Regions from separate parts of the Homo sapiens genome. Here all the other regions are linked to region 4. A link is a contact called in ENCODE Hi-C or POLR2A ChIA-PET data. All regions are on one chromosome and are shown on one strand. Each heading gives the region's core, a stretch centred on a gene start or an enhancer-like site at or near the end of the contact. The rest is flanking DNA. Distances are from core to core; before and after follow the strand shown. Region 1 has its middle 74 kb from the start of RPA1. Region 2 overlaps RPA1 (replication protein A1). Region 3 overlaps MYO1C (myosin IC). Region 4 holds the start of PRPF8 (pre-mRNA processing factor 8). Region 5 overlaps RPA1 (replication protein A1).

Region 1 (2,700 bases), core at 93-2,592, 220 kb after region 4:
TTTTTTTTTTTTTTTTTTTTTTTGAGATGGAGTTTCGCTCTTGTTGCCCAGGCTGGAGTGCAATGGCGTGATCTTGGCTCACTGCAAACTCTGCCTCCCAGGTTCAAGCAATTCTCCTGCCTCAGGCTCCCGAGTAGCTGGGATTTACAGGTATATGCCACCGCGCCCAGCTAATTTTCTATTTTTAGTAGAGACCATGTTGGTCAGGCTGGTCTCAAACTCTCGACCTCAGGTGATCCGCCCACCTTGGTCTCCCAAGGTGCTGGGATTACAGGCGTGAGCCACCGCGCCCAGCCAGTGTGTGACTTAAAGATATCTGTCCCTGAGAGCTATGGACTATTTAGAGCAAGGCTTGGGGGCTAAGTAGTCATATCACAGTGATATTAAAATGCAGTTGAGGGGGAAATTGCTGGAAGACTGGAGTCAATCAGGAAAGACTTCACAAAGAATTGGGTGATTTGAGACTCACTGATTAGAGCCTTCATTTAGGTCGGGGCTGTCCGGTCTGTATGAGGCAGACCGAGAGCAACACTGGTAACAGTGGCATGCGCTGTGTTCGTCACTGACACGAAGCCACGCGGTGCCACGGAGGCTGGGTAGAGGTACTGAACGGAAATGGGTTCCTGGTGCAAATAGGACAGTGTTTGACTATGGGCTGAGTGAAAGTTTCTTTTTTTTTTTTTTAATTTTTTATTTTTTTGAGATGGAGTCTCTCTCTGTTGCCCAGGCTGGAGTGCAATGGCACGATCTCGGCTCACTGCAACCTCCACCTCCCAGGTTCAAGCGATTCTTCTGCCTCAGCCTCCCGAGTAGCTGGGATTATACAGGCGTGTGTCACCACATCTGGATAATTTCTGTATTTCTAGTAGAGACAGGGTTTCACCATGTTGGCCAGGCTAATCTCGAACTCCCGACCTCAGGTGATCCGGCCTCCTCGGCCTCCCAAAGTGCTGGGATTACGGGCGTGAGACACTGTGCCCGGCCAGTAAGAGGTTCTTGTGTTATCCATTGCCATACCCCTAACCTGCATTGGGTTTGTCGTGACAGTGTCTGACTTGCCAGTGAGCTCGTGGGTGTTTGTGAGAGGCTTTGAACCAGCCACCTGGCTGCATTTGCAGCTTCTCAGGCTCTTAGTAGCTGTCGCTTTACACCCTCTCCTTAGCTGTTGATGAGTCTCAAAATGTATACTTTTCAATAAAACAAATCTTTTTTTCAGCCTTGAATAGACCCTGTGAAAAACTGAATCCCACCTGCCTCGTGAGAAATATTTATATAGCCAACTCAGAAGTGATCGTGTAAACTTTTAATAATTGCGAGCCGTTCTTATAAAATTATGCCCGTTCCCTAGTGCATTACCCAGTTGGTAATTGGAAGTTTGTGCTGTCATTAAAAATGACAGCTTCCTCAGATAACATTCTCGGTGCTTGTAAAATGCAAATAACCAAACCTATATTTAACTTATGTGTGTTGCAGCTTCCTTTCAACGGCCAGGTAACCTAGGGGGCTGGTGCCTGTTAAAGAGGAGGGCTTGCCGCGGGGAACTGCAGCTTTGTGCTCTTCAATGCCCAGCCCTGAAATGGAGTTAGAACAGGCAGGACTTTTTAAAAATAAGCCCCAGTTGGACTCTCATCTCCTCTCACCGTTGACACTGCTGTTCATGTTGAAGTTTATTTATATCTTCAGTCAGCCATGGTACAGAGGTCATTTCCATTGGCCTAAAATTTTAGAGGCTTATATGTTTGCCTGGGAAAGCTGATCTCCTCAGCACTTAGGCTTGTAATGCAAAGCCTGTCTCTTGCAGAAGCTTTTCTGCTTCCATAACACGGCGACTCCCACCGTCACCACCACCACCAATTTCCTGCTCCACGATTTATTCAAAATCTGAATAGCTGTATAAGGTGCATCCCTGCAAATGAGCTCTCCTCCTCTAATGGGCTCTTTCCAGGCAGCAAACCTTTCACAAAGGAGCCACTAATTAAGCAAAAAACAGTTTGTCTTGCTTAGCCACGTTTCAGGAGTCCAGCAGTCAGTTTAGAAGACGGCAACATCCTTTACAGCCGTGATGGTAATAATATTCTTTTGTCTCATACCAGGGTCTCTAACTGGCAATTTGGGTGTCTGGGTGTGCGTGTGTCCCTGTTCTGTCTTGCTCTCCATCTTGAAGAGGAAAATTTGTTTCCGTGGACTTTTATTTTTTTGGAAATCCTTGTTAAAGTTACTCTGTAAGGATCAAACCCACACCAAGCCTTCCTGGTTGGAAAGAGGCGCTGCCTGAGTGTCGATTTGCAGTGGGGGCACGCGCAGGCTCTCCGGGAAAACGCCTGTCAGTCAAAGCGGCTCTCTCGTGAGAGCGTCTGACTGCTCGGTTCCCTTCCATCTCCGTCTGCTGGAGAATTGAAGGTGTTAGCAGGTTCACCGGGCAGCAACGCTCAGACCGATGTGCAGGCCACCGCCGCATGCTGCACGTGCCTCCTAATAGAACCTTGAGCTCCCGCAGCCAAGCCTCATTTTGTGTGTGTGTTATTAAAGTGCCGGTGACTAGGAAAAGCAGAGCCCTCTTAATTAGAGAGCGACATCCTTGCATAGTGGTAGTGTTCCGTTTGTGGCATAATTGTCACAGCAAATTACCAGTTAGGTTAAATATTGGGCTGGTAGTTCTCAGCGCTTCCATTCTTGGCTCCACCCCGCCCTCCCCACCCT
Region 2 (2,700 bases), core at 132-2,631, 180 kb after region 4:
ATAGTGGCCCATGCCTGTAATCCCAGCACTTTGGGAGGCTGAGGTGGGCGAATCACCTGAGGTCAGGAGTTTGAGACCAGCCTGGCCAACATGGTGAAACCTCGTCTCTACTAAAAATACAAAAAAATTAGCTGGGCATAGTGGCACGCGCCTGTATTCCCAGCTACTAGGGAGGCTGAGGCAGGAGAATCGCTTGAACCTGGGAATCGGAGGTTGCAGTGAGCTGAGATTGCACCATTGTACTCCAGCCTGGACAACAAGAGTGAAACTCTGTCTCAAAAATAAATAAATAAAAATAACTTTAACAACATAGTTCTTCAATTAGTCCATAACTAACTTTTACTATTAGTAGGGTTTTCACTTAAGGGTAAGTGGAATTGAACCCAGTAATTCTTAGGCTGGACCTTAGGTGGATCACCTGAGGTCAGGAGTTCAAGACCAGCCTGGCCAACATGGTGAAACGCCGTCTCTACTAAAAATAAAAAAAATTAGCCGAGTGTGGTGGCGGGCACCTGTAATCCCAGCTACTCGGGAGGCTGAGGCAGGAGAATCACTTGAGCCCGGGAGGTGGAAGTTGCAGTGAGCCGAGATTGTGCCATTGCACTCCAGCCTGGGCGACAGAGTGAGACTTGTCTCAAAAAAATAAAATAAAAACAAATTAGTTGGGCGTGGTGGTTCACGCTCCCAGCTACTGGGAAAGCTGAGGTGGGAAGTAATTCTTGCATCCTGTCTTCGTTTTCCTACCTGGAACTGAGTCCTGGCCTTTGCCTAAGTGAGATAATGGAAAGGAAAGGAAAGTTGGAGAATCTCAGGTCTGGACCTTAGCAGTGAATTCAGCACAATCGCAGAATGTTGAGGTAGAGGAAACTGTTGTAGAGATCAGTTGATCAGTTTTTAATCATTAAATAAAAACGTGAATGAGGCAGTGAAGTAACTTCCCCAAGGTCACACAATGGGTTGCTACAAGAAATGAGAATGAGCATTTGTCATTTCCCAGTGAGAACAGTTTCCATTGTGCCCGGACCTTCAAAGATTAACCTTCATACCAAAGTTTTTGCCTACTTGAAAATTGTATTTAAGTACATAGATCGTGTGAGTGAGTCTACTGCGGGAATGTTATATACATAATTAAAATTATCTCTATTTCACATTTATATATTTGTCCATTAAAACTTGCATAATTAAATAAATGTAAAATATAACTGAGATAATCAGACATCTGTTTTCTTTAATAAACATTAATCTTGAATAGATAATATGGTTAAATGATTTCAAAAAGATAATGTAGTTACATGATTTAAAGTTATAGCTACCGAATTGTGTGTGCAGAGAAATCTTACTCCTACCCTTGCCGCCCCTGCCACCCACTGCTGCCCTCTAGAGGTAAAGTTTTCGTGGTTTCTTTTTATCCTTCAGGCGTTTCTTCATGAGAATGTAACCAAATACAAATATATATTCTCGTTCCGTACTCCACTTTGCCTACACAAAAGGCAGCATACTGTGTACACTATCGTGTCTTTTTCTCCTGCTTTTACTTATTTATTATTATTTTAATAGAGATGAGACCTCACTATGCTGTTCAGGCTGGTCTCAAACTCCTGGGCTCAAGCGATTCTCCCACTTCAGTCTCCCAAAGTGCTAGGATTACAGGCGTGAGCGCTGCGCCCAGCCATATCCTGTTTTTTTAAAGTTTTCTGGCCAGGTGTGGTGGCCCCCGCCTGTAATCCCGACACTTTGGGAGGCCAAGCTTGGCAGATCGCTTGAGCTCAGGAGTTTAAGACCAGCCTGGGCAACATGACGAAACCCTGTCTCTACCAAAAATACAGAAAATTAGCCAGGCGTGGTGGTGTACACCTGCAGTCCTAGCCACCCGGGAGGCTGAGGTGAGAGGATCACTTGAGCCTGGGAGAAAGAGGCTGCAGTGAGCCAGGGCTGTGCCACTACACTCCAGCCTGGGTGACAGAGTGAGACTCCATCTCAAAAAACAACAAAAAAATTTTTTTTTGGCCTAGAGATAATCCCATATACTTGTATATGCTTAGAGATCTTTTTTTTTTCTTTTTTCTTTTTTTGAGACGGAGTCTCTCTGTCACCCAGGGTGGAGTGCAATGGCGCAATCTCGGCTCAGTGCAACCTCTGCCTCTTGGGTTCAAGCAGTTCTCCTGTCTCAGCTTGCCTAGTAGCTGGGACCACAGGAGCCCACCACCACGCCCGGCTAAATTTTTTATATTTTTAGTAGAGATGGGGTTTTACCATGTTGGCCAGGCTGGTCTCGAACTCCTGACTTCAAGTGATCTGCCCACCTCTGCCTCCCGAAGTGCTGGGATTATAGGCGTGGGCCACTGCGCCCGGCCACCGGCTAATTTTTTTATATTTTTAATAGATATGGGGTTTTACCATGTTGGCCAGGCTGGTCTCAAACTCCTGACTTCAGGTGATCTGCCCACCTCTGCCTCCCGAAGTGCTGGGATTACAGGCGGGGACCGCTGTGCCCGGCCACCGTTTTAGTTTTTACACTGAAATTATTCATGCTGCTTCTGTCTTATACTGTTGTGGGTTCTTGATTTATGGTGTTTCGGGCTTCATTTTCACACAACTTGGAATGTGCGGGTTTTCTCTGTTCCCTGGTTTCACTGAAGATGTCGTTTCTAATGAGAGATGTGTATACGTCTGTGTGCACGTGCATGTATGTGTATGCAG
Region 3 (2,700 bases), core at 193-2,692, 210 kb before region 4:
TCAGGGCTGCGTTCCTAAACAGCATGTCCCATGCTACGCATTCAGCTAGTATCTGGGTATGCTGCTCTGCGGGACCTGGAAGGATCTCAGGCCTGGCGGAGGAGCACGCTCCTTGGCAAAGACTCACAATCCCGGTGTTCCGAGAGTAGCAGGTGTATGCCTGTGGGTTCTGAGAGCCCCACAAAGGGACAATTCATCCAGTCTGAGGGTTAGGGGGCACCAGGTGACGTCTTCTGGAAATGACGCTCTGCTGAGCTTTAAAGGATAAGGAGGAGGGGCGGGTGAAGTGGCTACAGGGAAGGACTGAGGGGGAGCTGCTAAGTACTCCGGCAAGATCCAGTGGCTGGACAAGGGAGACAAGGAGAGAAAAGAACGAGGGGGCCGGAGCCGGGCGCGGTGGCTCACGCCTGTCATCCCAGCACTTTGGGAGGCCGAGGCGGGCGGATCACCTGAGGTCAGGAGTTTAAGACTAGCCTGGCCAACATGGTGAAACCCCATCTCTACAAAAATAAAAAAATTAGCCGGGCACGATGGCGGGTACCTGTAATCCCAGCTACTCGTGAGTGTGAAGTGGGAGAATGGCGTGAGCCCAGGAGGCAGAGGTTGCAGTGAGCCGAGATCGCGCCACTGCACTCCAGCCTGGGTGACAGAGCGAGACTCCGTCTCAAAAACAAAAACAAAAACAAAAAAGGGGATGACACCCAGGTTTCTGGCCTGGGGGACTGGGTCAAAGAAGGAGAAAGCCTGGAGGGGCAGACCAAGGGCCCGTTTGTTATAGACCAGTGGGATCTAGGGTGCCCTGGGGCCACCTAGGGGAAGAGGATGAGATACACGAGTCTGTGGCTTGCTGGAGAGGCCTGGGCGGGAGGGTGTGTAGGCATCCTCAGCAGGGAGACGCTAGGGCCGGGAGGATGTGGTGCTTCGGGAGAGGGTGGGGTGGACGGCAGCAGCGGGCAGGGGCACAGTGAGCCACACCCTGGGCAGCATGTCGCCTGCATGCCCTCCCTGCCAGGCAGTCTGGCTTCCACCTCCCTATGGACTCACTGACCTCACTCTTCTGGGGCTCCCCTGACCCTCTTTTTGCCAAGCCCAACAGCCGTACCTCCGCCTTCAGCTCGCTGGAGCCCTCCCTGCATCTGGCACCCTGGCCATGCCTGCCTTTCCCCCGGTCCTTCTCCTTGATGCCATCGCTTTCCTGCTCACCTCATGGCCTTTTTAGACTCTCTGTGTCTGGACTGGGCCCTCACTATAGGTTCATCTGACATTCCCAAGTCATCTCCAATGCTTCCTCCTCCAGGGAGCCTCCCCAACCCCTCACCCCTTCCGCCCCGTCAGGCCGTTTGCTGTTCCCTCTTCTAAGTTTGCAAAGCACCCTGTGCACATGTTGCTGCAGGCACACCCACTCATTGTGGTACCTCAGTGCCTGGCAGTGTCTGCTATAAATGTCTGCTGAGTGGGTAGACACATGACAGCAACCGCACAGAGGCAGCTGTCAACATATGGGCACCCACAGAGACAGACGTACACAAGGATTCCCCTACAGACACAGCCCACACTGAAGACACACGACTCCACTATAGACACAGCACACACACACAAGTAGGCAAACAGGGACAGGCGTGGTGGCTCACACCGGTAATCCTAACACTTTGGGAGGCCGAGGCAGGTGGATCACCCGAGGTCAGGAGTTTGAGACCAGCCAGGCCAACATGGTGAAACCCCATCTCTACTTAAAATACAAAAAATTAGCCGGGCATGGTGGCAGGCGCCTGTAATCCCAGCTACTCAGGAGACTGAGGCAGGAGAATCGCTTGAACCAGGGAGGTGGAGGTTGCAGTGAGCCCAGATTGCGCCACTGCACTCCAGCCTGGGCAACAGAGCGAGACCCTGTCTCAAAAAAAAAAAAAAAAAAAAAAAGTAGGCAAAGAGGCACCTAAGGCAGCCCCCTACAGACACCTGCAGATGTGCACGGGCTCACACGCGTTCACACGCACGCTGCCAGCTCCCAGGCTCACACAGGCCCTCATGCACACTCAGGCGCATGCACCCCTGCGCCCGGTCCCGCCACCTCCTCACCGTCTCTGGCCGCTTCTTGTCACTGAGCTCGCTCCGGTCAAAGCACTGGCTCATAATGGGATTCTTTGAGCTACACATGGTCTGTGTGGGCAGAGCCGGGGTCAGGGTGGGGCACAGGGACAGGCAGGACAGGCTCCTGGACACAGGTGCAGAGCTGTGGGCTATCCCCACCCCCACCCCGGCCTCCCCACGTCCTCCTCACCTCCTTAAGGTTCCGGAAGAGAAGGTCATTGTTTTTGTCCAGAAACCCTGGGAGGGGAGAACCGACGTGAGGTGAGACAGAGCCTCCCCGCAGGCCCCTGTGGGGACACAGCCCCAGGATCCTCACCGGTCACGCTGTAGGTCACCTCCCCCGCATAGTGCAGAAGGCGGAATTCCCCTCGGCCCAGAGATTTCCTGGTCCGCTGGTCAGCCAGCTTGTGCCTGGGGGTGACAGGGAGGAAGCTGCAGATGGCTGCCGGCCTGAGCCAAGCCCTCTGCCTGCTGAAAGGGCCTCAGGAGCAGGAACCAGCTGCCCAGGTGCACCCCAGGCCGGGCACAGTGGCTCACGGCTGTAATCCCAGCAGTTGGGGAGGCCGAGGTGGGTAGATCACAAAGTCAGTACTTCGAGACCAGCTTGGTCAA
Region 4 (2,957 bases), core at 420-2,919:
TGTTAGCCAGGATGGTCTCGATCTCCTGACCTCATGATCCACCCGCCTCGGCCTCCCAAAGTGCTGGGATTACAGGCATGAGCCACCGCGCCTGGCCAGGGACATCTTATAATATCATCAACAGGACAAATTAAAGCACCAGTCCCAGATCGGGAAGAGAGGGGAAACAGACTGCAAAAGTGGAAGATGTAGAAATTATCAGAGACTCCTACTGGTTTTCTCCTTTCTCTTATATCCACCAAGATGAGCTGTCAAAGCATCAATCCAAGACTGTGGGACAGGGAGAAGGGAAAAGGGCCAAATTCCAAATGAAATTATTTCAGGATGTTCCTTACCCCAAGTAAACCCTTTTGTCATGGCGGAACTTCCTGTTGGTCATGTCTCCATGGTCTCGAATGATCTTCCTGACATGTTCTGGGGGCATGTCTTCCTTCTGGGCATCCACAAACCCAAACTTCCGCTTTTCTGCATAGCGCTTGGCCTGCAATTGCTGCCATTTTCGAGCTGGAAAGGCACCTCAGTTTAAAGGCCTGCACACCCTCCCCCTAATCCTCTTCACCTCTTGCCCTAGGGTAAGCTCCTGTCAGTGAGTGTGAGGGAGAAGCAGGCACCAGCAGGAAGAAGCACCCCTTGCCAATTCCCTTACCATTTTACTCTGTTTTTCCTTTCATCACATTGATCACTATCTGACTTTTTTTTTTTTTTTTGAGAGGTTGTTTCACTCTGTCTCCCAGGCTGGAGTGCAATGGTGCGATGTCGGCTCACTGCAACCTCCGCCTCCTGGGTTCAAGCCATTCTCCTGCCTCAGCCTCCCCAGTAGCTGGGATTATAGACACGCGCCACCACACACGACTCATTTTTGTATTTTTCGTAGAGACGAGGTTTCACTGTGTTGGCCAGGCTGGTCTCGAACTCCTGACCTCAGGTGATCCGCCCGCCTGGGCCTCCCAAAGTGCTGGGATTACAACCGTGAGCCACCGCGCCCGGCCTGACATTTTTATTACAGAGCTTCAAGGTTTTGTTATTCTCTGTCTCTCCCGCTGTAATTTAAACCCCGTAAGGACAGGAATTTTGTCTCCGTCACTACTGTACCCCCGCTGGATCAGCGCTTGCAAATAATACGCGCTTAAAATGACTTGATGAAAAATTAACTGGAAATAACAAGGGAGCTGACACCTCAGGAGCTGCCCAAACGGGGAGGGTCCCCACCCGCCTGCGCGCGCGCACACCCGCCCCGCCTCCGGCCCGCGCGCCGCTCCACACTCTCGCCTCACCTTTCTCCTGCAGCTTCTCCTCCGACATGTAGTCCGGTAGCGGGGCTAGAGGGCCAGGCACCGGGTTACCCGGCCCTCGATAAGGAAACACTCCGGCCATATCCGGAGAATCTGGGGAGCGGCGGGATAGAAAAATTCACTAACCACAGGCCCGGGCCCACAAGAAGCGCAGCAGAAAGGCGTCCGGGGACCCCGGCCTGCAGTCCCGCCACACAGTGCATCCAGCCCCGCCCGGCCTAACCCCTTCGGTCACTCGGCCCGACCCGACCACGCCTCCCGCAGCCCGGCCTTAAACGCCTGCCACGCACCCCACAGGCCCTCACACAAGAGGCCGCTTTCCCCGCAGCGCAATGGCGGCCAGACTGCGTCCGCTCCGCGTTCCCAGCGCCGGGAAGTGCGCAACCCGAGTTCAGCAGTTGATCCAGTCGGCGCCGAGGTGCTCAGATGGATTAGTGAGACGACCAATTAGAGTTGCACACTGCGCCGAGGAGGCGGGCCCATAGGCGGAAAGGCTTTGAACGCAAGGGGGTGTGGTCGGGGTGAAGCCCCGCCTCCTCCATTTCCGAGGCTGTTTCTGGGGCCTCTGACAGACCTCAGCGTGTGATGGGCTCCCGGCGTCGCACTGTGAGAGAGCGAAGTCTAAAGGGTTTGAATAAATTTGCCAAGATTGCGCATTGTACGATGTCTGTTGTCATCAATGTGTACATGCAATGCAGTACTAGCTCCTGGACAGTCATTTGTTCATGCATTCATTCATTTAACCATCACTGTCTACCGAGGACGAGGGATAAAGCAGGAAAAAAGACAACCAGTAGAGTTCACAGGGGAGCAGAAAGGCAGGCAAGAATTAAGACCTTGGCCGGGCGCGGTGGCTCACGCCTGGAATCGCAGCACTTTGGGAGGCCGAGGCAGGCGGATCACTTAAAGCCAGAAGTTCGAGGCCAGCCTGGCCAACATGGTGAAACCCCGTCTCTACTAAAAATACAAACATTAGCCGGGCGTGGTGGCGGGCGCCTGTAGTCCCAGCTACTCGGGAGGCTGAGGCAGGAGAATCGCTTGACCCGGGAGGGGGAGGTTGCAGTGAGCCAAGATCGCGCCACTGCACTCCAGCCTGGGTGACAGAGCGAGACTCTGTCTCGGGGGAAAAAAAAAAGTCTGAAATTCTGTGGAGGGTGCAGAGGAATTGTAACCCATACAGCCCCTGAATCTAGTTGAGAATTTACAAATCAAAGTGAAATAATTAGAAAAAAATTCAAAGGATGTCAATGTGCTTTCAGAACGGTAAAAATTTAAAAAATATTCCTTTTGTTTTTTTGAGACAGGGTCTCACTCTGTTGCCCAGACTGGAGTGCAATGGCGCGATCTCAATTCATCACAACCTCCACCTCCCAGGATCAAGCAATTCTCCTGCCTCAGTCTCCAGAGTAGCTGGATTACAGGCACGCGCCACTACTGCCGGCTAAGTTTTGGATTTTTAGTAGAGACAGGGTTTCACTATGTTGGCCAGGCTGGTCTCAAACTCCTGACCTTACGAAATCCTCCTGCCTCGGCCCTCCCAAAGTGCTGGGATTACAGGCGTGAGCCCCCATGCCCGGCCTGAAATCTATTTTTTAATGCTGGGTGTTCTAAAGGTCCCTACAGTCAAAAAAGACAGAGGAGAATTGTTAAAGATTTGATGGAGAT
Region 5 (2,700 bases), core at 135-2,634, 160 kb after region 4:
TTTTAAATTCTGTTATACTGATTTTAGGACTCTTACATTTTCTCCAGCTGTTCTTTTTTCCTACCTCTTTATCTCTGTGTTGGTTGGATTTCACTCAATAACTTTTTTCTGGACTGGCTCTTTAGTGCCGTCTTCCCCATTATCAGCCTGTTGGTCTTTATGCTAGAATGACCACTTGCCTGGCTGTCTATTGTTAGGTTATGTGGCTTTACCCTCAGAATTTTGTCTTCTGGCATTGAATGTTGATCTGGAGAAGTCTTAAGGCCAGCCTGGTTTGATTTCTTCCCTTGTAGGAAGCTTTGCTTTTTTTTTTTTTTTTTTTTTTTCTCCTGAGGCCTCACTCTGGTTGCCCAGGCGGGAGTGCAGTGGCACCATCAGGGCTCACTGTAGCCTTGACCTCCCGGGCTCAGGTGATTCTCCCACCTCAGCCTCCCGAGTAGCTGGGACTACAGGCGCCCACCACCACGCCTGGCTAATTTTGTTTTGTATTTTTAGTAGAGACGGGGTTTCACCATGTTAGCCAGGATGGTCTCGATCTCCTGACCTCGTGATCCACCTGCCTCAGCCTCCCAAAGTGCTGGGATTACAGGCGTGAGCCACCGTGGCCGGCCGTCCATATTCTTTTTTCTTCTGGTATGTGGTATGCTTGTTCAGTCTGCCGATTCAGTTCTTTTCAACGAAGTTTTTCTGTGTGTTATTCCTTAATGTTGTTTTCTATTTCACTTATTGAGTTCCAGTTTTTTACATACGTTGTAGATAACTTTGATCTCCGCATAGGTCTTTACTTTAACCTTTTTTCTGATGGATGCATTGGCTTGCTTCGAGGTTTTCCAACGTAATAGTACAGTTTTTAGTTTTCTCTCTTCTACTCCTCAATCTTTATAAATTATTAGATGTATAATAGTATTGATTTTGTTCTGTTTTTTTCTTAGCTGTTCAAGCTCCCTTTTCTTCTTAGTCTCTTGTTTTAGCTCATCTTTTGACTGTTAATTTGTTGGATTCATATAGTCGTACTTATTTTGCCAATCGCTTTTGGGAAGTGTCACTCCTTTTCTTGGCTTGTACTTTCTTCCAGAGTGGGTTCTTTAATCGGCTTTGCCTCCCTGTTGCTTTCCCTTTTATGCATTGTTGTGTATTGTATTGTTGCTTTGTCATCATCCCTTTTTATTTTGTTCATGCTTAATGTGGACAGTCCTGTCCAGACTTGGTATTTGCTCTGACATAGTCTAGGCTAGGTACATGTTGCCAACCTTCTCACTTGGGACCTTTTATCTTCCACTCCAGGCTATCTTGGAGCGCTTAAGTGGTGTTTTGCAGCCACTTTTCTGTCCTCCAGGGCATGGTTGTGGGAGAGGGTGGAAGTGTTGCTGGGATTGAGTGCAGTCCTTGCTGGGAAACTTCACAGCCCACTCTCTCCAGTCACGGAGACAGCTCCACTCCCCTGGGCTTTGCCTGATGGCACTGCCTCAGCTTGCAGGCTTGCCTCATATTCTTTTGTACCTCTGCTGAGAGCCTGTGTGTGCGGCTGGGTTTATTTACTCCTTGCTTTTTTGGTGATCATTCAGGTTTATTCTAAACAGGACTTGAGCAGTCATCCTTGTACTTTATCTTAACGTGTTTATGCTTTTATTTCTGAATAACAGATCATTAGAATTTGTATTGTGGGGTCAACGGACATCTGTGGAAAGTATACTAATTATACTCATAAATGTTATATAAGAGTATCTATTGGCCAGGCACAGTGGCTCAGGCCTGTAATCCCAGCACTTTGAGAGGCTGAGGCGGGGCAGATCACAAGGACAGGAGATCGAAACCAGCCTGGCCAACATGGTGAAACCCCATCTCTACTAAAAATACACAAATTAGCTGGGCGTGGTGGCGGGTGCGGCCTGTAATCTCAGCTACTCAGGAGGCTGAGGCAGGAGAATCGCTTGAACCCAAGAGGCGGAGGTTGCAGTGAGCCGAGACTCCAGCCTCGGTTACAGAGCAAGACCCCATCTCCAAAAAAAAAAAGCGTATCTCTGAATAGACAAATCCATAGAAACAAATTCAATGACTGGTTCTCAGGGGTGGTAGAGTGTGGAGTGACTGTCATTGTACACATGGTTTCTTTTGCTGATGACAACAGTGTTCTAAAGTGAGGTAGTGGTGATGCTTGCATAACTGCAAAATGCAAAACCCATAGGATTATCCACTCTGGAAGGGTGAGTTCATTATGGTACGTGAATGATATCTCAATAAACATGTTATTTAAAAAGAAGTGTTTGCCATTAAGCTTGTCAACATACTGTGTATTAGTCATATTTTAAAGAATAATTATCAGCCAGGCACGGTGGCTCATGCCTGTAATCCCAGCACTTTGGGAGGCTGAGGCAGGCAGATCACCTGAGGTCAGGAGTTTGAGACCAGCCTGGTCAACATGGTGAAACCCGTCTCTACTAAAAATACAAAAATCAGCCGGGCATGGTGGCACATGCCTGTAATCCCAGCTACTCGGGAGGCTGAGGCAGGAGAATTGCTTCAACCCGGGAGGCAGAAGTTGCAGTGAGTCAAGATTGCGCCATTGTACTCCATCCTGGGTGACAAGTTTTTCTTGCCCAGGCTGGAGTGCAATGGTGCCATCTCGGCTCACTACAACCTCTGCCTCCCGAGTTCAAGCAATTCTCTGCCTCAGCCTCCTGGGTAGCTGGGATTACAGAT

The links. Hi-C counts contacts between places; a loop is a spot of excess contacts on that map. ChIA-PET counts read pairs that join two places held with the same protein, here RNA polymerase II (POLR2A). Pooled maps may share reads with other maps.
Region 1: a loop to region 4 is called in a pooled map, with 2.4 times the contacts of the local background. The contact joins the enhancer-like site here to the promoter of PRPF8 in region 4. A Hi-C loop is called at or near these places in 2 of 50 pooled maps. POLR2A ChIA-PET finds 5 or more read pairs at or near these places in 6 of 52 experiments (HEK293, HEK293T, PC-9 and 3 more).
Region 2: a map of B cell shows a loop between it and region 4 (12-fold over the local background). The contact joins the enhancer-like site here to the promoter of PRPF8 in region 4. A Hi-C loop is called at or near these places in 9 of 168 maps with a recorded cell type or tissue (B cell, K562, colonic mucosa and 6 more), 2 of 37 single-sample maps with no recorded cell type and 12 of 50 pooled maps. POLR2A ChIA-PET finds 5 or more read pairs at or near these places in 7 of 52 experiments (B cell, CD4-positive, alpha-beta T cell, PC-9 and 4 more).
Region 3: a pooled map shows a loop between it and region 4 (3-fold over the local background). The contact joins the enhancer-like site here to the promoter of PRPF8 in region 4. A Hi-C loop is called at or near these places in 7 of 50 pooled maps. POLR2A ChIA-PET finds 5 or more read pairs at or near these places in 3 of 52 experiments (BJ, activated CD8-positive, alpha-beta memory T cell and activated naive CD4-positive, alpha-beta T cell).
Region 5: POLR2A ChIA-PET joins it to region 4 with 11 read pairs in activated T-cell. The contact joins the enhancer-like site here to the promoter of PRPF8 in region 4. A Hi-C loop is called at or near these places in 1 of 168 maps with a recorded cell type or tissue (naive thymus-derived CD4-positive, alpha-beta T cell) and 10 of 50 pooled maps. POLR2A ChIA-PET finds 5 or more read pairs at or near these places in 9 of 52 experiments (CD4-positive, alpha-beta T cell, Caco-2, MCF 10A and 6 more).

What each region holds. Positions count from the first base shown.
Region 1 is chr17:1,903,014-1,905,713 of GRCh38, forward strand. No RefSeq gene overlaps it. Among named protein-coding and RNA genes, the nearest start is that of RPA1, 74 kb to the left of the region's middle. RefSeq lists enhancers at 1,156-1,205, 1,286-1,335. Within about 2 kb of position 1,343, at least 2 of the 41 ENCODE cell types and tissues checked have a DNase peak (open chromatin) inside an H3K27ac peak, as active enhancers do.
Region 2 is chr17:1,864,263-1,866,962 of GRCh38, forward strand. All of the region lies in intron 5 of RPA1 (replication protein A1), which reads left to right. Among named protein-coding and RNA genes, the nearest start is that of RPA1, 36 kb to the left of the region's middle. Within about 2 kb of position 1,382, at least 2 of the 41 ENCODE cell types and tissues checked have a DNase peak (open chromatin) inside an H3K27ac peak, as active enhancers do.
Region 3 is chr17:1,472,534-1,475,233 of GRCh38, forward strand. It overlaps MYO1C (myosin IC), which reads right to left. Exons shown (of 32, transcript NM_001080779.2): 15 at 2,405-2,499; 16 at 2,279-2,325; 17 at 2,077-2,157. Among named protein-coding and RNA genes, the nearest start is that of CRK, 18 kb to the left of the region's middle. RefSeq lists a silencer at 1,399-1,488 and enhancers at 2,299-2,428, 2,579-2,648. Within about 2 kb of position 1,443, at least 2 of the 41 ENCODE cell types and tissues checked have a DNase peak (open chromatin) inside an H3K27ac peak, as active enhancers do.
Region 4 is chr17:1,683,198-1,686,154 of GRCh38, forward strand. It overlaps PRPF8 (pre-mRNA processing factor 8), which reads right to left and starts at 1,670. Exons shown (of 43, transcript NM_006445.4): 1 at 1,583-1,670; 2 at 1,275-1,385; 3 at 336-504. The coding sequence starts at 1,374.
Region 5 is chr17:1,846,009-1,848,708 of GRCh38, forward strand. The region is part of intron 4 of RPA1 (replication protein A1); the gene reads left to right. Among named protein-coding and RNA genes, the nearest start is that of RPA1, 17 kb to the left of the region's middle. Within about 2 kb of position 1,385, at least 3 of the 41 ENCODE cell types and tissues checked have a DNase peak (open chromatin) inside an H3K27ac peak, as active enhancers do.